2 separate regions of the Homo sapiens genome follow, and region 2 is linked to region 1. A link is an interaction called in ENCODE POLR2A ChIA-PET data of the cell type or tissue named here. Cell type or tissue: CD4-positive, alpha-beta T cell. All regions are shown on one strand. Links, peaks and the distances in the headings refer to the core of each region. The heading gives the core; the rest is flanking DNA.

Region 1 (11,284 bases), core at 3,020-7,019:
AGCTCGGACTACAGGGACACAACACCACACCCAGCTAATTTTTGTATTTTTTGTAGAGACAGGTATAACCTGTTGGCCAGGATGGTCTCGAACTCCTGAGCTCAAGCAATCTGCCTGCCTCTGCCTCACAAAGTGTTGGGATTATAGGTATGAGCCATAATCCCACCTGGGCTCTGTTAATTTTCAGTGAAATGTACTGTCAAAGACTGCTTTGTCTTTGCCTAGAGAAAAGAATTAGGAGAGGCTTTTCCCTGTATAATGTTTGAGATCTTTCTAATTTTGACACAAGTAAATGCATTATTACATAATGAAACTCAATGTCTAGGTGAGAGGTTGGCAAACTACAGCCTGCAGGCCAAATCTGGCTCAATGCCTGGTTTTCTTTTTAATTGGGATATAATTGACATACCAATTCAGTGGTTTTTAATATGTTTAATATATTCACAAGGTTGTACAACCAACCTCACTACGTAATTCCAGAACATTTCATCATCCCCTAAAGAAACCCTGTAACCCTTGGCAGTCATTCCTTATTCCCCCACTCCTAGAACTTGGCAACCATTAATCTAGTTTCTGTCTCTATGGATTTGTCTATTCGCTACAGAATACATTTAACAGAAATGGAATCATAGGCATATGAAACATTAGCATGTTTCCAAGGTTAATCTATGTTGTAGCCTGTGTCAGTATGTTATATCTATTTTTATGGCTGAATAATATTCCACTGTGTGGATATTTGTTTATATTCATTCAATTGATGGCCATTTGGATTGCTTCCACCTTGTGGCTATTATAAAAAGTGCTGCTATTGGCCAGGCATGGTGGCTCTTGCCTGTAATCCCAGTACTTTGGGAAGCCGAGGCAAGCGGATCACTTGAGGTCAGGAGTTCAAGACCAGCCTGGCCAACAAGGTGGAATCCCGTCTCTAGTAAATATACAAAAAATAAAAATAAAAAAATTAGGCGGGTGTGATGGTGCACACCTATAATCCCAGCTACTCAGGAGGCTGAGGCAGGAGAATCGCTTGAACTGGGGAGGCGGAGGTTACAGTGAGCCAAGATGGCACCACTGCACTCTAGCCTGGGTGACAGAGCTAGACTCCATCTCAAAAAAAAAAAAAAAAAAAAAAACACTGCTATGAACACTTGTGTACATGTTTTTATGTGAACATGTTTTCAATTCTCTTTGGTATATTCCTAGGAGTAAAATTGCCGATCATATGGTAATCTTGTGTGTGGTTTTGAAGAATGGTCAAACTGTCTTCCACACTGGGTGCAGCATTTTGTGGTTTGGATTTGCATTTCCCTAAGACCTAATGATGCTGAGCATATTTATATGTGCTTTTCGGCCACTTGTATGTTTTCTCTGGAGAAGTGTCTATTCAAATCCTTTGCCCATTTTAAATTAGGGTTATTTGTCTTTTTAGCCCTGAGCTAAAAAACGTTCTTTTTATGTTCTGAACACTAGATTTTTATTAGATAACTAACTTGCAAATATTTTCTCCCATTCTGTGGGCTGTCCTTTTATTATTATTTATTATTATTATTATTTTTGAGACGGAGTCTCGCTCTGTTGCCCAGGCTGGAGTGCAGTGGCGCGATCTCGACTCACTGCAACCTCCGCCTCCTGGGTTCAAGCGATTCTCCTGCCTCAGCCTCCTGAGTAGCTGGGACTACAGATGCCTGCCACCATGCCTGACTAATTTTTGTATTTTTAGTAGAGATGGGGTTTCACCATATTGGCCAGCCTGGTCTCAAATGCCTGACCTCAGATGATCCACCCGTCTCGGCCTCTCAGAGTGCTAAGATTATAGGCATAAGCCACCGCACCTGGCCTTTTTATTTATTTATTTATTTTTTGAGACTAGGTCTTGCTCTGTCACCCAGGCTAGAGTGCAATGGTGAGATTATAGCTCACTGCAATCTCCAGCTCCTGGGCTCATGTGATCCACCCACCTTAGCCTCCCCAAGTAGCTGGGTTTATTCTAACAAGTGTGTGCCACCATACCCAGCTATTTTTTTTTTTCTAGATATCGGGTCTCACTATGTTGCACAGGCTGGTCTCAAACTCCTGGGCTCAAGTGATCCTCCCACCTCAGCCTTCCAAAGTGCAGGGATTACAGGCATGAGCCACTGTGCTCAGCCCCATCCATTCCTGCCAGTGCAGCTGGAGGAATCTATTCAAACCAGAAATCTGAGCACATCACTCATTTGTTTTAGCTCTCTGTGGATAAAAGCCAAATCCCTAATACATTCTGGAAGGTTTCTAGTTAAACTGCACATCTACTATCTGCCTGGCTCTGCCCACATTCTGCTTCCCCTCCTGCTACCATAGATGAGCTCCCGGCCCTTTGCTGAGGCCGATGCCTCCATCCCTGCTCTGTTCCACCCCCCTCCTTCCTGAGGACCTAGTTCCTTTCTCATTTTTCTCTCTCTCTTGCCCAATCAACACACACTCCATGCTACATTACTTTCCTGAGTGTCTCGCCCAAGTCTATCAAATCTATGTCTTGAAACACCTTCCTCACGCAACCTCCACCTCCTGGGTTCAAGCAATTCTCCTGCCTCAGCCTCATGAGTAGCTTGGACTACAGGCATGCACCACCTTGCCCAGCTAATTTTTGTATTTTTAGTAGAGACAGGGTTTCACCATGTTGGCCAGGCTGGTCTTGAACTCCTAGCCTCAAGTGATCCACCCACCTCAGCCTCCCAAAGTGCTGGGATCACGGGTGAGAACCCCATGCCCGGCCCCTCACTTAAGCTTCTAAGACATCAATGCTCCTGGTTATCCTCACACTTTTCCAAACGTTTGTTCCTTTTGTGGGATGTACAAAAAGAGCTAAGTCTCAAAATATTATTATACACATTCCAACAAATGGAAAATGTAATCTTATTAAATTCCTGTGAGAAATATCCCAGCACAGAAACTATGATTTCTTGCCATTTTGATGCTGGTATTAGCTAACAGAAAGGTGCCTACTCATGGAATCTGCTTCAAATCAGATAAAAGAACAATGTGTATAGGTTACCACACCCACCACTGTGACACGAGAGTAAGACATCAGAATGCAACCCCACAGATGCTCCCAGAACATTCCACAGGCTGCAGGTAAACCCTTTGGATCTGGCTCCTGGACTTACTACACGTGGGTGTACAATTACTACAAAAGTCTGAGTAGTACATCTCCTCAAAACAGCACAGAAGCTAGTGTGGAAAACAGTGGAACACTGTCTGGCACTAGAGAATAAAGAGGACAGAAGAAAAAAAAAGCCTCGACATGATCTTTGTGTCCCCTAATATCATACATCTTCTCTCTTTGCTTAGTTAAGGAGGGAAGGAAGGGAGAAAGAAAGGGAGGGACAAGACCACCTATTCTTCCCTGGAGCAGAAAAGAAAGCTATCAATAATAAGAGAAACTACACCTTACTGAGGTTTCCTTGATGTCAGGGATTCTTCTTCTTATTATTTTTTTTTTCAGACAGAGTCTTGCTCTGCTGCCTAGGCTGGAGTGCAGTGACGTGATCTTGGCTCACCGCAGCCTCCACCTCCCAGGTTCAAGTGATTCTCCCACTCAGCCTCCTGAGTAGCTGGGATTACAGGTGCCTGCCACCACACCCAGCTAATTTTTTTATTTTTAGTAGAGATGGGGTTTCACCATATTGGCCAGGCTGGTCTCGAACTCCTGACCTCAGGTGATCCACCTGCCTCGGCCTCCCAAAGTGCTGGGATTACAGGCATGAGCCACTGTGCCCAGCCTAGTGTCTGGGATGCTTCTTCAGATAGATACTTTCTTTTTTTTGAGACAGGGTCTTGCTCTGTTGCCCAAGTTGAAGTGAAGTGGTACAAGCACAGCTCACTGCAGCCTCGACCTCCCAGGCTCATGTGATCCTCCCTCCTCAGTCTCCTGAGTAGCTGGGACTACAGGCATACGCCATCTTGTCCAGCTAATTTTTATTTTTTATTTTTTTGTAGAGATGGAGTCCCACTATATTTCCCAGGTCAATCTTAAACTCTTAGGCTCAAGTGATCCTCCCACTTCAGCCTCCCAAAGTGCTGGGATTACAGGCATGAGCCACCATGCCTGGCCTTTTAAGTGCTTCAGATAAATACATTTCATTTTAAAATTTCATTTTGGGCTGGGCCAGGGACTCACACCCGTAATCCCAGTGCTTTGGTAGGATCCAGAAGGATCACATGAGCCTGGGATGTCGAGGCTGCAGTGAGCCATGATCATGCTACTGCCCTCCAGCCTGGGAGACAGAACAAGACATTGTCTCTAAAAAATAAACAACTAATCTCCTTTTGTCTTTTCTCTCCTTTGGTACTTAAGACAACCCTCTGAGAGTAGCTATTATCTCTATAGTAGTCTGACAACGAAGGCTCAAAGGAAAGGAGGTGAGAATGGAATAATGTCAGGACAAGACTGGAATCTGAGTCTCCCCCCTCTAAATCCCTTGCTGGTTTTCCCAACACAGGTGGGAGAATGGGGGCTGTGAGACTTTGGAGGGTGTGTCCCCGTGGGGATCACCTGTGGCTGAGATGAACTTGTTGTAGTTCTCATAGACCAGGGTCTGCATGTCGCTGTCTAGAGCCCGGATCTGCCGCACCATGTCCGTCTCACTGTCCATCAACTGGGCCAGAGGGCACTCTCTACGCAGCTGAAGAAGTTGGGTGGTTAGTGTTCGGGTCAGGAGGCATTCATGTCCCCCAGCCTTGCCTGCAGCTGATAGGCTTTCAGGGCAAGAAATCTCTGATCCCCACCCACCCCGCAAACCCCCGCCGGCTGTCAGGAATCCCAGGCAGGGGGCCCTAAGTGGCCTAGCTCAGGGGTTACTAGGTTCAACCGTGTTTGGTGTTTGTCAGCATTTGAAATCCTGGGGCTCGGCCTAAGCCCAGCCCCGCGCCTGTCAACGCTTGGGCCACGCCCCCAATTCCGGGCCTATCACATCAGCCCAGAAGACCTCAGATGCCGCATCACCTCAGGCCAGTCCAGTCCTACTCACATCCCCTCAGACGCCTCAGCTGCTCGTACTCCCTGGCCGAGGTTCGTCCTCTTATGAACACCTGCTCTCCTGAACCTCACAAAAAGTCGGAGGCATGATCTGGGGGAGCAATATAGCAGGGGCCTGGTTCCCTTCCCCCCTCCCCGCACCCCCCCACTCCCCGTGCGCACACACCTTGTCTAGGTAAACTTCCGGGTCGAAGTGCGCCCCGTTCAGATCAGTCGGGTCCAGGGGGTCGGGCCCCGCGGGGCGTCCCGCCGCCTCCCCTTCCGAGAGGCCGTAGTAAAGCTTCAGCATCCCGTGCGCCTTCCGCCGACGCTCCGGAGCCTCCCCCTCGGGCCCTTCTGGGGAGTCCCCAGGTCCAGACCCCGGGCTAGGCCCGGCGGCAGCTGCCGCCGCCATCGTTCCAACTGCAGCCCACGGGCGTGAGGCTGGAAAGGAAGGGGACGGGGAGGAGGCACTTCCGGGAGCCATAAAGTTGTTGTTGAAACGAGGCAGTCCTTCAGGTGAAACGTCCCCCTGCAGCCCTAGGTCCTTCGAGACTAGAGTTCCCCCGCACCTGTCTTCCCCGGGTGCAAAGGTTCCGGGAGAGCCCTGAATTCCCCCAGTTTCCTGGGTGGAAGCATTTTGTGGAACTGCCTGGGGTTGCTGCTGTCCCAGAAGGGGGACGGGTAGTGGCTCCCCAACCTGCACTCTCGCAGGCAAGGGGCCCACGGAATATGTGCCCAGATGCAATGGACGGATGCGGGACGTGAGGCCAGAGTAGAGTGTTCCTGGGATCCTGCCACTGGCAGTGGCTCAGTTTATCCCATTCCTAAAATTGGGGTACATACTTCACAGGGGGGCTACGAGGATTAAATGCATGTACACTATTCTGTACCACGCCTCTAGCGCAGTTCTTCTTAGGGCCTGGTCCTCTGACGTGCATCAGAATTGCCTTCAGGACTATCTGTGGCGCATTGTAAGTCTCTGCGCTGAGCTGCGCCGGGCACTCCCGTAATCCCAGCACTGGGGAGGTCGAGGCGGGTGGATCGCTTGAGCCCAGGAGTTCGAGACCAGCCTGGGCAAAATGGCGAAACTCCGTCTCTATAAAAAAAAAATACAGGCCAGGCGCGGTGGCACACGCCTGTAATCCCAGCACTTAGGGAGGCCGGGGGGGTGGGGGCGCGGATCACAAGGTCAGGAGTTGGAGACCAGCCTGGCCAATATGGTGAAACACCCGTCTCTACTAAAAATACAAAAATTAGCCGGGTGTGGTAGCGCGCGCCTGTAGTCCCAGCTACTCGGAGACTGAGGCAGAAGAATCGCTTGAACCCGGTAGGCAGAGGTTGCAGTGAGCCTAGATCTCGCCACTGCACTCCAGCCTGGATGACAGAGCGAGACTCTGTCTCAAAAAAAACAAAACAAAAATTAGCCAGGATGATGGCGCACGCCTGTGGTCCCAGCTACTCGGGAGGCTGAGGTGGGGGAACTGCTTGAGCTGCGATGGTGCCACTGCACTCCAGCCTGGGCAACAAAGCAAGAAAAAAAAAAAAAGACTCTGGGATTCTCTCAGATCTAGCTTCTTTTTAGAAAGTTCCCAAGTAGTTCTGATACACACTCACATTTAAGAACCCCTAAGGCCGGGCACAGTGGCTCACGCCTGTAATCCCAGCACTTTGGAAGGCAGAGGTGGGAGAATTGATTGAGCCCAGGAGGTCAATACTGGCCTGGACAACGTAGTGAGACCCGCCCCCTATTATTGAAAAAAAAAGGACAGACTCAGCAGAGCTTAAGTGACTGATGGAATGTGCTGAGTGAAGGGTTAGGTGGAAATGTGGAGGATAACTCTCAGGGTTCTCTTTTCCTTTTTTTTTGAGACTGGGTTTTGCTCTTCATCCAGGCTGGAGTGCAGTGGTGCTATCTTTGGCTCACTCCAACCTTGACCTCCCCTCCCACCTCAGCCTCCTGAGCTGCTCTCCCAGGGTTCTGACTTGGACAAAAGTGCAGCTGTGCACAAAGGTGAAGAGCTCATGAAGACAGGGAACGATCTGGAGTTCAGATTAGGACACAGAGTTGGAATGGAGGAAAAAGAGAAAAAGACTTTCTTCATCAAAGTGGCCCTTGAAACATTACTTATGAAGGGCTGTTGGAGGAAGGTTGGAATGGAAAAACTCACTGGTTTACTTGTTCTTTGCCAGGGATCCTGCAGGCCAAACACAGCTCACCACCTGTTTTCATATGGTCTGTGAGCTAGAATGGTTTTCTCATTTGTAAATGGTTGGGAAAAAAATAACATTTCATGACACCTGAAAATCATATGCAATTCATATCCCATTTTCCGTAACTCTTATTGGAACACAGTCACGCCCATTTTTTAACATATGATCTATGGCTGCTTAGTTGAGGCTAGGCACGGTGGCTCATGCCTGTAATCCCAGCACTTTGGGAGGCCAAAGCAGGCAGATTACCCGAGGTCAGGAGTTCGAGACCAGCCTGGCTAACATGGTGAAACCCCATCTCTACTAAAAATACAAAAACTTAGCCGGGCCTGGTGGCGGGCGCCTGTAGTCCCAGCTACTTGGGAGGCTGAGGCAGGAGAATCGCTTGAACCCAGGAGGCAGAGGTTGCAGTGAGTCAAGATCATGCCATTGCACTCCAGCCTGGGTGACAAGAGCAAAACTCCATCTCAAAAACAAACAAAAAAAAACCCCAAACAAACAACAACAAAAAAAACACAGAGCAGAGTTGAGTAGCTACCACAGAGACTGCATGGTCCTCCAAACCTAAAATATTTACTATTTTACGGGAAAAGTTTGCTGACCTCTGAATCAATGGGATGTCTAGAAACCATTTAAAATACTTGATTTCAGCCTATGAAGCTATAATCTTAAGAAAATGAAAAAGGGTATAGATTGAGGTCTACTCCAAGAAGTCTATAAACATTTTTAAAAGTTGGAGAATAGTGTTAAGACAAATCATCCAGGCAGGGCGTGGTGGCTTACGCCTATAATCTCAGCAATTTGGGAGGCCAAGGTGGGCATATCACCTGAGGTTGGGAGTCCAAGACCAGCCTGACCAACATGGAGAAACCCAGTCTCTACTAAAAATACAAAATTAGGCTGGGCGCAGTGACTCACGCCTGTAATCCCAGCACTTTGGGAGGCCAAGGTGGGTGGATCACCTGAGGTCGGGAGTTCGAGACCAGCCTGACCAACATGGAGAAACCCCCGTCTCTACTAAAAATACAAGATTAGCTGGGCTTGGTGGCGCATGCCTGTAATCCCAGCTACTCGGGAGGCTAAGGCAGGAGAATTGCTTGAACCCGGGAGGCCGAGGTTGCGGTGAGCTGAGATTGTGGCATTGCACTCCAGCCTGGGCAACAAGAGCAAAACTCCGTCTCAAAAAAAAAAAAAAAAAAAAAAAGGAAAAATCCAAAAATTGGAAGTCCAAGAGTGTAGTGTGTCCTCTCATTGTCACACTGGGGCATCGTTTCAGAAGCCCTCCCAAGGATTATTTACCCACAAGAATACACAGTTGTTTGATTTTGCTATTCACTAGTAAGGTAAATAGACTGAAATTACAAGGAGATATTGTCCAGGAGAGATGAAAGACATGTATATCCAGTAGAAAAACTAACCTCAAAGGGTATAATTTTTGTCATGTAGGACATCCATTGCATTTTGCATCTAACCTAGTAATCATATGCTAACATTCTTCTTTATTGTATTTTATTTTATTTGAGACTTGCTCTGTCACCCAGGCTGAAGTACAATGGCGCGATCTCAGCTCACTGCAACCTCTGCCTCCTAGGTTCAAGTGATTCTCCTGCCTCAGCCTCCCGAGTAGCTGAGATTACAGGTGCACACCACCATGCCCAGCTAGTTTTTTTGTATTTTTAGTAGAGACAGGGTTTCACTATGTTAGCCAGGCTGGTCTCGAACTCCTGACCTCAGGTGATCCGCCCACCTCGGCCTCCCAAAGTGCTAGGATTACAGGCATGAGCCACTGCACCTGGCCTAACGTTCCTCTTTAAATGCTCGTCCTGTCCAGTTCCTCATGTGCATTACCACCTTACCAAGCGGAAATCCCCTCACTGATGAGTTAAAGATCTTTTTTTTTTTTTTTTTTTTTTTGAGACAAGGTCTCACTATGCCCCCAGGCCGGACTGCAAAGATGCAAGCAGGGCTCGAATTCCTGGGCTCAAATGACCCTCCCGCCTCAGCCTCCCAAGTAGGGGGTACTACAGGCAAGGGCCACCACAACCAGCTAATTTTATTTTTTTTTAATTTTTAGTAGTGAGGAGGTTTCACTATGTTGCCCAGGCTGGTCTCAAACTCCTGAGCTCAAGTGATCCTCTCAGGCTCACTTTGGGAGCTCAGCCTCCCAAAGTGCTGGGATTACAGGCATGAGCCACCGCACCCGGCCTAATAAATCTTTGTTACGTGTTCATTCTATATTTAGACGTAGGTTTTAACTTTTTGAAAAGTACACTTTGACAAAACATATGATTTTTAAAAATGCTTTAAACTTATGCATGTATATGTACATCTAGATGTATGAAGTTACCGTTACATAAAGAAGGGACCTAAAAGATGCCAAGTCACCAAACTGGGGAAGGGGGTACTTCAGTGGTGGGGATGCAGCAGGGAGACTGTTACATTTTCCTCTGCATGCTTGTGTATTATGCAAATATTTTACAAGAACATATTCATATATACATACATACATATATGTGTGTGTATATATATATATATATATTTTTTTTTTTTTTTTTTTCTTGAGATGGAGTTTTGATCTTGTTGCCCAGGCTGCAGTGCAATGGCACAATCTCGGCTCACCGCAACCTCCACCTCCTAGGTTCAAGCGATTCTCCTGCCTCAGCCTCCCGAGTAGCTGGGATTACAGGCATGCGCCTCCATGCCCGGCTAATTTTGTTTTTGTTCTTGTTTTTTTTTGAGACACAGTCTTGGTCTGTCGCCCAGGCTGGAGTGCAGTGGCTCGATCTTGGCTCAGTGTAACCTCTGCCTCCTGGGTTCAAGTGATTCTCCTGCCTCAGCCTCCCAAGTAGCTGGGATTACAGGCATGCACCACCATACCCAGCTAATTTTTGTATTTTAGTAGAGACGGGGTTTCACCATGTTGGTCAGGCTGGTCTTGAACTCCCAACCTCGTGATCCGCCCGCCTCAGCCTCCCAAAGTGCTGGGATTACAAGCGTGAGCCACTGCGCCCAGCTTAATTTTATATTTTTAGTAGAGACAGGGTTTCTCCATGTTGTTCAGACTGGTCTCAAACTCCCGTCCTCAGGTCATTTGCCTGCCTCAGCCTCCCAAAGTGCTGGGATTACAGGTGTGAGCCACCGCACCCAGCCCATATTCATATATTACATGTATATAATTTTTAAAAATTAGGAGCTAGGGGTAGGCACAGTGGCTCACACCTCTAATCCCAGTACTTTGGGAGGCCAAAGAGAGTGGATCACCTGAGGTCAGGAGTTCAAGAGCAGCCTGGCCAACATAGTGAAATACCATGTCTACTGAAAATACAAAAATTAGCTGGGTATGGTGGCAGGCGCCTGTAATCCTGGCTACTTGGGAGACTGAGGCATGAGAATCACTTGAACCCGGGAGGCGGAGGTTGCAGTGGGCCGAGATCATGCCACTGCACTCCAGTCTGCGCGATAGAGTGAGACTCTGTCTCAAAAATAAAATAAAATTAGGAGCTAGGAACTTTAATGTATAAAAGTTCATTTGTATTCAAATGAGGACTGAGGTCCAAACAATTGTTTCAACAGTGGGACCACAGCTGGGCCTTGGGGCATTACCCCTTTCATGTGGTTAGGATGGGGCTCTGAAGAACTATTGTGCTTGTCTGGAGACTGGGCAGCAAGCACAGATGGTGGGTGCAGGCTCTAATCCCACTGCTGGGAGGCAGCCTGTGGGTCTTGGGCTGACCTGGGACCTAACTTTTGGGGCAAACAGTTGGGCAGGAGGCAGTGGGGTGGCTGAGTTCGAAATCAAGTCCTCTCCTCCTCCCTCCTCTTCTCCTGCTTCAATCCCTGGGAGCTTTCATGTCACTCCACACCATTTCTGGCTGTTTTATTGGCATATTTTGTTGACGGCCCTGGAGTTCTCACCTTTTTCTTTTCTTTTCTTTTTTTCTCTGTCACCCAGCTTGGAGTACAGTGGCATGATCATAGTTCACTGCAGCCTGGGACTCCTGGGGTCCAGCAATCCTCCCATCTCAGCCTCCTGAGTAGCTGGGACTAAAGGCACACACCACCACACTCAGCAAATTTTTT
Region 2 (8,884 bases), core at 1,070-5,069, 1.6 Mb after region 1:
GTGACCCTGGAAGCCTAGCAGTCATTTACACCCAAGTGGGAATTAGCAGTCAGCCACTTTACTAAGCTCAGGAGGGCCTTCCAGAACCCAGGGCAGGTGCTGGGAGAAGCAGAAAGACTGAGGTCCTTTCCACCCCACCACCCAGGAGTGTGGGCCCAGTTGGAAGGGAAGAGCCCAGAGACCGAGGAGGTTCCACATTAGAGTGACAACTCACCGGGTGGAAGACTGGTGGTTGCAGAATGAAGCTGTCAGGAATTGGGTCCAGTTTTTCTCCAGGTGACATGACAGTGGGGCAACTCCAACTGTAGATCCTCGTTCCAGGAGCCCTGCCCCCACTGGGCTGACTCATCTGCCCCAGTCAGGGTCCTAAATGCCTGGAGCAGCTCTCCCAGCTGTTAGTCTCACCTGCGACCTGCAGCGTTTTAATGCTGTCTGGAGCAGCCCTAGGAGGGCAGCGGGCGACCTCCAGGCTCCACACCAGCCCCACTCCCGGTGGTATACAGCAGAGCTCTGGCTGGGCGGGGGCTGTCAGCAGAACTCAGTGTCCAGGGGAGGAAGACTGGCATTAACCAACTAACTACCCACTCCGGGTCTGCAGCACATGGCCATTGCAGAGAGAAGCCAGAGGCTGGCTCCTGTGGGGCCAACGAGGGTTTGTGGTTTCCAACTCGAGCCCTCATTAGGTCAGAGGAAGGGGAGGTGGTACGTGTGCTTAGGTTCCAGAAACAGCCCCACCCCCAGCTCCCTGGACAGCCTTGGGTGACTTCCCATTCCTTCCTCCCTTCACCACAAAGGGTTTTATCTCTTCCCCTCATTTTCTTTTTTTTTTTTTTTTTTTGAGATGGAGTCTTGCTCTCTTGCCAGGCTGCAGCGCAGTGGCGCGATCTCAGCTCACTGCAGCCTCCGCCTCCTGGGTTCAAGCAATTCTCCTGCCTCATCCTCTCTGGGACTACAGGCATGTGCCACCACGCCCGGCTAATTTTTGTATTGTTAGTAAAGACTGAGTTTCACCATGTTGGCCAGGATGGTCTCGATATCCTGACCTCGTGATCCGCCCGCCTTGGCCTCCCAAAGTGCTGGGATTACAGGCATGAGCCACCACGCCTGGCTCTCTTCCTCTCATTTTCTTGCCCCTTCCTCTACTCTTCTTCCTTTTCCAAGTTTTACAGCCCCCTGAGGCTCCATTTCAGCATCAGCTGGAAATGCTGGGGCCCAGCTGGGGTCACAAGAAAGTAGAATGAGGGAAGGGGAAAAAGCAGAGCCCCTTAAGCTTGGAAAAGGCAGCACAAGAAGCACAGAACTGCGCAGGAGGGAGACTTGAAACTTGACTTCCTCTTCAGCCTCTCGTCTAATGTGCTGTGTGCCCTTGGGAAAGTCACTTCCTATCTCTGGGCCACCCTTTGTTCATCTGTACATGGAGAAAGTGACCATAGCAGCATGTCCCACAGCGAGGCCTGTATCTGGGGGTGGGCCCAAATATCTGCATTTTACTACAGTCCTTCCAGTTCTGGTTCAAATCCCAATAAGGCTTTCCCTTTAAAAAGCAGCACAACCTCTCAACTTTATCCTGAGTTAGGAGGTTCCAGGATCTGACCCATTGCATCAGACTTGGCAGCAGGGAATTCCTGGACCAGGACCAGGCTGGGCAAAGGCTCAAGCGCATGGGGTGCTGAGGGCAGAGTAAGCAGCTCCCTGGATGGAGGGAGAGTGCATGAAGGGTCCTGGGATAAGGTATCTTAGCCAGTGCTACCTAAGCTGTGGTCCACAAGCCACCAGCATCAGCCTCACCTGGAAACTTGTTAAAAATGCAAGTTTGGGGTCCCCACCCCAGACCAACTGAGGAGCACTCTCTGGAAGCTGGGGCCAGGAATCTGCATTTTAACAGCCCCTCCAGGTGATTCTGATGCACTTTAAAGTTTGAGAAGCATTGACTTAGGATGGAACTAGAAGGGCTTTGGGTGCGGAGCTGAGTTTGTTCAGATGTTGCCGAGTAGGTGGAGCTGGGTTACTGAAGGTGCTTATTTGGAGAAATTCAATCAGACGTGCTCAGGAAGGGTGCTCTGTATACACAGTGAGAGGAAGCTAAGGGTGGAGGGGCCAGTTTCTTGAAGAAAAGAGTCAAATTCTGAAATAGTTGAAGAGATTTATTCTGACCCAAATATGAGTGACCAATGGCCTGTGACACAGCCCCAGGAGATCCTGAGAACGTGTGCTCAAGGTTATTGAGCTAGATTTTGGTTTTATACATTTTAGGGAGACATGAGACATCAAGCAATACATGTGATATGTACATTGGTTTGGTCCAGAAAGGTGGCACAACTCGAAGAGGTGGGCTTCCAGGTCATAGGTGGATTCAAAGACTTCCTGATTGGTTATTGGTTGAAAGAGTTAAGTAAGTACCTACAGACCTGGACTCAGTAGAAGGGAGTGTCTGGGTTAAGTTAAGGGGTGTGGAGACCAAGGTTTTATCATGCAGATGAAGCCTCCAGGAAGCAGGCATCAGAGCTCTTATCAGACCTAAAAAGATGCCTGGATCAGGGAAAAGACTTGGAAAGGGAAGGGGATGCTTTGCAGAGCAGATTTTCCCCACAAGAGTGAGGTTTGCAGGGCCATTTCAAAATATGTCAAATATGTATATTAATATTTTGGGGTAAAATGGTTTAATTTCTTTCAGGGCCCTCTGTCATGTGATGCTATACTAGAGCCAGGATAGAACTTGGTGTCTTATTGCTACAATGAGTCTGTTTAGTCAGTCTTCAGATTTTTGTTTTAATGTTAATGCTGGTCAGTTGTGCCTGAATTTCAAAGGGGGAGAGGGCATAATAAGGCATATCCAACCCCCACTTCCCATCACAGTCTGAACTGTTTCTCAGGTTAACTTTGGAATGCCTTTGGCTGAGAGGAGGGGTCCGTTCAGTTGGTTGTGGGGCCTAGAATTTTACTTTTGGTTTCCAAGTTGAATGGGTCTGGACATGGGACGCTGCACTGGAATCAGATCTGGGTCCTAGTCCCAGCCCCGGAACCAGTGCAGATCTTGCGGCTTGAGGTCAATGGTGTGCTTTCCCCATCCAGCCTCACTTCCTTCCTGGGTGAAATGAGGAAGGAGGATACGTTAGCTTGCTTGGGCTGCTGTGGATAAAAAAAGTCAAACTCTGTAAAATATTTAAAGACGTTTATTCTGAAGCAAATATGAGTGACCAAGGCCTAAGGCACAGTTCCAAGAGGTCCTGAGAACATGTGCCTAAGGTGGTTGGGCTGCAGCCAGGTTTTATGATTGGTTCAGGTTCGAAAGGTGGCATAACTCAAAGAGGGAGTCGGGGTGGGGGTTACAGGTCATAGGGGGACTCCAAGACTTTCTGATTGGCTATTGGTTGAAAGAGTTAAGTTATTATCTAAAGGCCTGGAATCAATAGAAGGGAGTGTCCGGGTCAAGATAAGAGGTTGTGGAGACCAGGGTTCTCATTATGTAGATGAAGCCTCAAGGGTGGCCACCCTTAGAGACAATAGATGGCAAATGTTTTCTATTCAGACCCCAAAAAGGTGCTAGACTCAATTAATTTCTTCAGGCTTGGGAGGGCCTGGAAGGGGGAAAGATCTAGTTATGTTAGCAGAGATTTTTTACAAATGCAATTTCCCCCCCACGAGAATGGCTCTGCAGGCCATTTTAAAATATGGCAAAGAAACATATTTGGTGGTAAAATATTTGATTTCCTTCTTATCCGTCATGTGATGTTATGTCAGAGTCAGTATGGAAAGTGAGCCACATTATGTAAGGTTAAACAAAACCCCTCTGTTGAGATTTTATGGTTTGTAGGTTGTGACTCCCCAGGCCCCTTAAATAGGAATTTAGGCAAGAGAAGAAAAACGTCAGAGTTTAGTCCTCACTGCCATAACAAAACCCACAGACCAGGTGGCTTGAACAACAGAAACTTATTTTCTTACTGTTCTGGAGGCCAGAAGTCCAAGATCAATATGTCAGAGGGTTTGGTTTCTTCTGAGGCCTCTCTCTTTGGCTTGCAGATAGCCACCTTCCCCAGGTCTCTGCGTTTGTGTCTTAATCTTCTCATCTTATGAGGACTCCAGTCATATTGGATGAGGGCCCAACCACATGACTTCATTTTACCTTAATCACCTCTTAAAATGCCTTGCCTACAGATACAGTCACATTCTAAGGGTCTGGGGCTTCAACACAGGCTTTTTGAAAGGACCCAATTCAGCCCCTAAGAGTGGAGTAGCTGTAACTGTTATCTTCCTGAAACCCCAAGGCTATTGCCACAGCCAGAGGTAGGGCTGATGAGGCCTGTTCCGGGGAGGCAGCTGCAGGAAGAGGATGGTGCATTTCCTTTCTCTTTTTAGGTAACTGCTTTTTGACTTTATTGGGCTTGTCAAGAGCTTCTGCTTGCTCCAGGATAAGAAAGGGCCTCAGTGTCTGTGAGTGTTTAGGGGTGAGAGAAGCAGTCTCTCTTCCTGAGCCAGAATGAGGGAGAACTTGTGAGAGAAATCCAGGAAAGTGCTGGTGACCTCAGGGGGCCAACGGCCTAGGGTGACCCTGACACTGGCAGGGCATCATCTATTCCCACCTGTTGACGAAAAGAGTCGAACTCTAAAATATTTGAAGAGATTTATTCTGAGCCAAATATGAGTGACCACGGCCCATGACAGCCCTCAGGAGGTCCTGAGAACACATGTGCAAGGTGGTTGGGGTGCAGCCTGGTTTTATACATTTTAGAGAGGCAAGAGACCTCAATCAAATACATTGAAGAAATACATAGGTTTGGGGTTGGGCATAGTGGCTCACGCCTGTAATCCCAGCACTTTGGGAGGCCGAGGTGGGTGGATCACTTGAGGTCAGGAGTTTGAGACCAGCCTGGCCAACATGGTGTAACCCCCATCTCTACTAAAAATACAAAAAAATTAGCCAGGCATAGTGGTGCACACCTGTGATCCCAGCCACTCAGGAGGCTGAGGCACAAGAATCACTTGAACCCAGGAGGCAGAAGTTGCAGTAAACTGAGATCACACAACTGCACTTCAGCCTAGGTGACAGAGCAAAACTCCATCCATCTCAAAAAAAAAAAAAAAAAAAACGAAAAGAAAAAAAGATATACATAGGTTGTTTGGTCCAGAAAGGTGGGACAACTCAAAGCAGGAAGGAGGGGGGCAGGGGGCTTCCAGGCTGTAGGTGAATTTAAACATTTTCTGGTTGACAATTGGTTGAGTTTGTCTAAAGACCTGGAATTCATAGAAAGGGAAAGTTCAGATTAAGATAAAGATTGTGGAGACCAAAGTTCTTTTGAAGTCTGATCGTGGCTGCCCTTAGAGACAATGGATGACAAATGTTTCCTATTCAGGTCTCAGTTAATCTCTTTAGGAGATTAGGAGGGTCTGGAAGAAAAAAACCTAGCTATGTTAACAGAGATTCTTTACAGTTGCACATTTTCCCCCACAAAGAACAACTTTGCAGGGTCATTTCAAAATATGGCAAAGAAACATGTTTTGGGGTAAAATATTTTGATTTTTTTCCTTGTCTCCTAATGTTATGCCAGAGCTAGGTTGGAAAGTCAGTCACAATATATAGGGTTAAATAAAACCCATCTGATGAGAATTTATGATTTGTAGGGCATGACTCCCCAGACCCCTCAGGAATTTGGGCAAGATAAAAAAATCAGAGTTTAGTCCTCACACCTTTCTCCCCAAACCTGGCAGGGGATCATCTATTCCCACCTGTTGATGAAAAGAGTCGAACTCTAAAATATTTGAAGAGATTTATTCTGAGCCAAATATGAGTGACCATGGCCCATGACAGCCCTCAGGAGGTCCTGAGAACACATGTGCAAGGTGGTTGGGGTGCATCCCCACGGCCAGCTCAGCTCCCTACTCCATTTTTCCCTTACAATGCCTACCATCACTCGTTGTATATTTGAAGAACTGTTTAATTTTTCTCCCCATTCGCTGTACTCCCTGACTATGTTTCATGATGGCAGACTTATTCCTATACCCTCAGTATTGAGCAAAGTGCCTGACACAGAGTGAGTATTCAAATATATTTATGGAATGAATGAATGTAACTGTAACCGCCCCATGGGTTCTTCCTGCCCATTGCACAGACAAAACCAATTCACTGAGACCACAGCATTGCAATAGAGTTTAATCATTGAGGCCAGCCGTGCCACGTGGTAAATGGAGTTATTACTCAAATCAATCTTCCTGAAAAGTTGGAGGCTAGGGTTTTGTAAGGATAGTTTGGCAGGCCAGGGAGTCTGCTTCTGGGTCCACGACTGCTTGGCGGGGTTGGCAGGTCCAGGTGGAGCCATCGGTTGATTGTCAGAAATGCAAAAACCTGAAAATACATCTCAAATTGTCAATCTGAGGTTCTACAATCATGATATTATCTGCAGGAGTAATTGGGGGAGTTGCAAATCTTATGATCTCTGGAATAATGGCTGGTAATTGTTTACCTCTACACCTTGGCAGAATCTAGGCTCCTCTCATCCTCCTAACCTGGTGGCCTTTCATTAGCTTTACAAAGGTGGGTTAGTTTTAGGGAAGGGCTATTATCATTTAAACTATAAACTAAATGTTTGAAATGTTTGTTCCCCAGTACCATAATGAAATAGCACTTGAAAATAAATTTAATTTTCTCAGCAAGGCCATTTTTATACTTTCTGCAGAAAGGGTACACTCGCCAGCAGTTTTGCCATAAGAGTACACTCAACAAAGGAGACAGGGTCATTTATAACCTGATGTGTTCACCCTACTGCTGTGTCCGGTTTCCACTGGCTGGAACGGGACCTCATATTCTGTAGTTGTCCCGATTGGCTAGCAACTTAGAGCTTTTTAAGAGAGGCAAAGGCAGAGGAGAACAAAGGAAGGAGGAAGTAACTTGCGGAATGCTGAGAAAGGTAAAAATACCTTCAAATAAGGAAGAGGAACAGGCTATAACCTAATGCTTGCTTGGACCAGTATAAGCATGCCAGGGCAAATATTTAGGCTAAATTGTGGGAGCTAAGAACATAAAGTACATTGATTTCTCTATTACGGCTAGCAGATATTTAAGAATGTTAGCACAGGTCTTTGAATAAATTTTGCTTCTAAGAGAAGTTACTATTTATTTCTAATTAGATGGGGAGGAAAGTCTTTGAAGAGGAACCTCTACTTTACTTTTTACATAAATGTCTCCCAAAGTTAGCTTGGCCTAAACTCAGGAATGATCAAGGGCAGTTTGGAGGTCAAGAGCAAGATGGATGTTAGTTGGATCAGATCTCTTTCCCTGTCATAATTTTCTCACCATCATAAATTTGCAAAGGTGGTTTCATAACCACTGATGATTTATGGCTCTTGTCCAGCCTCTGCTCCTCAATTTATCCCAGTAGACCTGGAATTGTGGCTCAAGCACAAACTAGTCCCATACTCTTCTTCTAACTGGCCACAGATTATAATTGGGGCATTACAATTAGTAAATTATAATTTTAAAATTATATATAAATTTAAAATTATAATAAAAAATTATAATTTACTAATTATAATACCCCAATTATAACTATTATTAATCAATTATCAATTAACAGCCTAGGAAAAATAATTTGTGGTCAGGGATCTTGAGGTGGCCCCCTCTGTCCCCTTCTTTGTTCCAGCAGGCTCTTTCACAATCCCTGCTTCTGAATGGGTGTAACTCTTGGGGCCTAGAGGAGGGACTAATGTGTACTTTCACCTACTTTGGTCTATATCTCTGCCTCCCTCTTCTATCTGATAGCCTTCTAGATCACTAGAAAACTCTTCCACGGATCCTCTTTCTCTAGAGGTCAGTTTCAAATCATTCTGGAACAGAGGGTAGGATATTTAGGAGAAATACTAGGCAAGAAGAATTGACAGAACCTGACAGCCAGCTGAATAAGGGAGTCGAGGGAAAGGGGATGGATGAGTGACTCCAGTATCTTGAACCTGATGACTGGGAAGATTCTAGTGTCCTTCATGAAAAACAGAGAAGGGGCAGAGCGAGATGTGGAATAGAAGCCTATACCACCCGCCCCCCACCACAGGAACACCAGATTTTATCAACTATCTGCACACAGAAAAGCATCATCACGAGGACCAAAAATCAGGTGAGCAACTGTGGTACCTGGTTTTCACTTCATATTGTGGAAAGAGACATTGAGGAAGGCAAGAGAGACAGTCTTGAATTGCTGACACCACCCCTACCCCACCCCCTAGCAGTGGCCATGCACCATAGAGAAGAGAATCTGTGCACTCTGGGGAGGGAGAGCATGGTGACTGAAGGATTTTACATGGAACTCAGTGCTGCTCTGTCACAGCAGAGAATAAAGCCATGCTGGGCTCAGCCAGCGCTCAGGCATGGAGGGAGCATTTGAACCAGCCCTAGCCAGTGGTCAGAACTTGAGTTTCTTGGCAAGCCTAGCCACCACAGGGTGAAGTGCTCTGGGGTCCTAGGTAAACTTGAAAGGCAGTCTAGGACACAAGAACTGCAATTCCTAGGCAACTTCTAGTGCCAGGTTGGGTATACAGCCAATCAATTAGGGTGGCATGTGACCTAGGGAGATACCAGCTGGCATGGCTAGTATCATACTGAGTGGGGAAAATCTGAAAGCCTCTCCTCTAAGATTTGGGACATGACAAGGATGCCTACTGTCACCACTGTTATTCAACATAGAACTGGAAGTTCTCGTTAGAACAATTAGACAAGAGAAGGAAATAAAGGGCATCCAGACTGGAATGGAAGAAGTAAAATTATCCTTGTTTGTAGATTATATGATCTTATATTTGGAAAAACCTAAAGAGTCCACCGAAAAACTATTAGAACTGATAAACCAACTCAGTAATGTTGCAGGATACAAAATCAACATGCAAAGATCAGTAGTATTTCTAT

What was found. Peaks named below come from ENCODE experiments on the same cell type or tissue, not always from the same donor. Only the 100,000 strongest peaks of a DNase experiment are listed, where the experiment ranks them.
Region 2: POLR2A ChIA-PET joins it to region 1 with 7 read pairs; 1 of 35 experiments calls an interaction of 5 or more read pairs at or near these places.

What each region holds. Positions count from the first base shown.
Region 1 is chr11:65,090,372-65,101,655 of GRCh38, reverse strand. It overlaps VPS51 (VPS51 subunit of GARP complex), which reads right to left and starts at 5,442. Exons shown (of 10, transcript NM_013265.4): 1 at 5,178-5,442; 2 at 4,529-4,658. The coding sequence starts at 5,405. RefSeq lists a silencer at 5,134-5,403 and an enhancer at 4,843-5,637. In CD4-positive, alpha-beta T cell, for the core only: no CTCF peak of the experiment used is centred there; DNase peaks (open chromatin) are centred at 4,935 and 5,465; H3K4me3 peaks cover 1,482 bases; H3K27ac peaks cover 1,510 bases.
Region 2 is chr11:63,497,858-63,506,741 of GRCh38, reverse strand. LGALS12 (galectin 12) reads right to left here and starts at 658. Exons shown (of 9, transcript NM_033101.4): 1 at 215-658. The coding sequence starts at 283. It overlaps LOC124902684 (a long non-coding RNA gene), which reads right to left. Exons shown (of 2, transcript XR_007062702.1): 2 at 6,133-6,340. RefSeq lists enhancers at 3,066-3,736, 5,052-5,579. In CD4-positive, alpha-beta T cell, for the core only: no CTCF peak of the experiment used is centred there; a DNase peak (open chromatin) is centred at 3,051.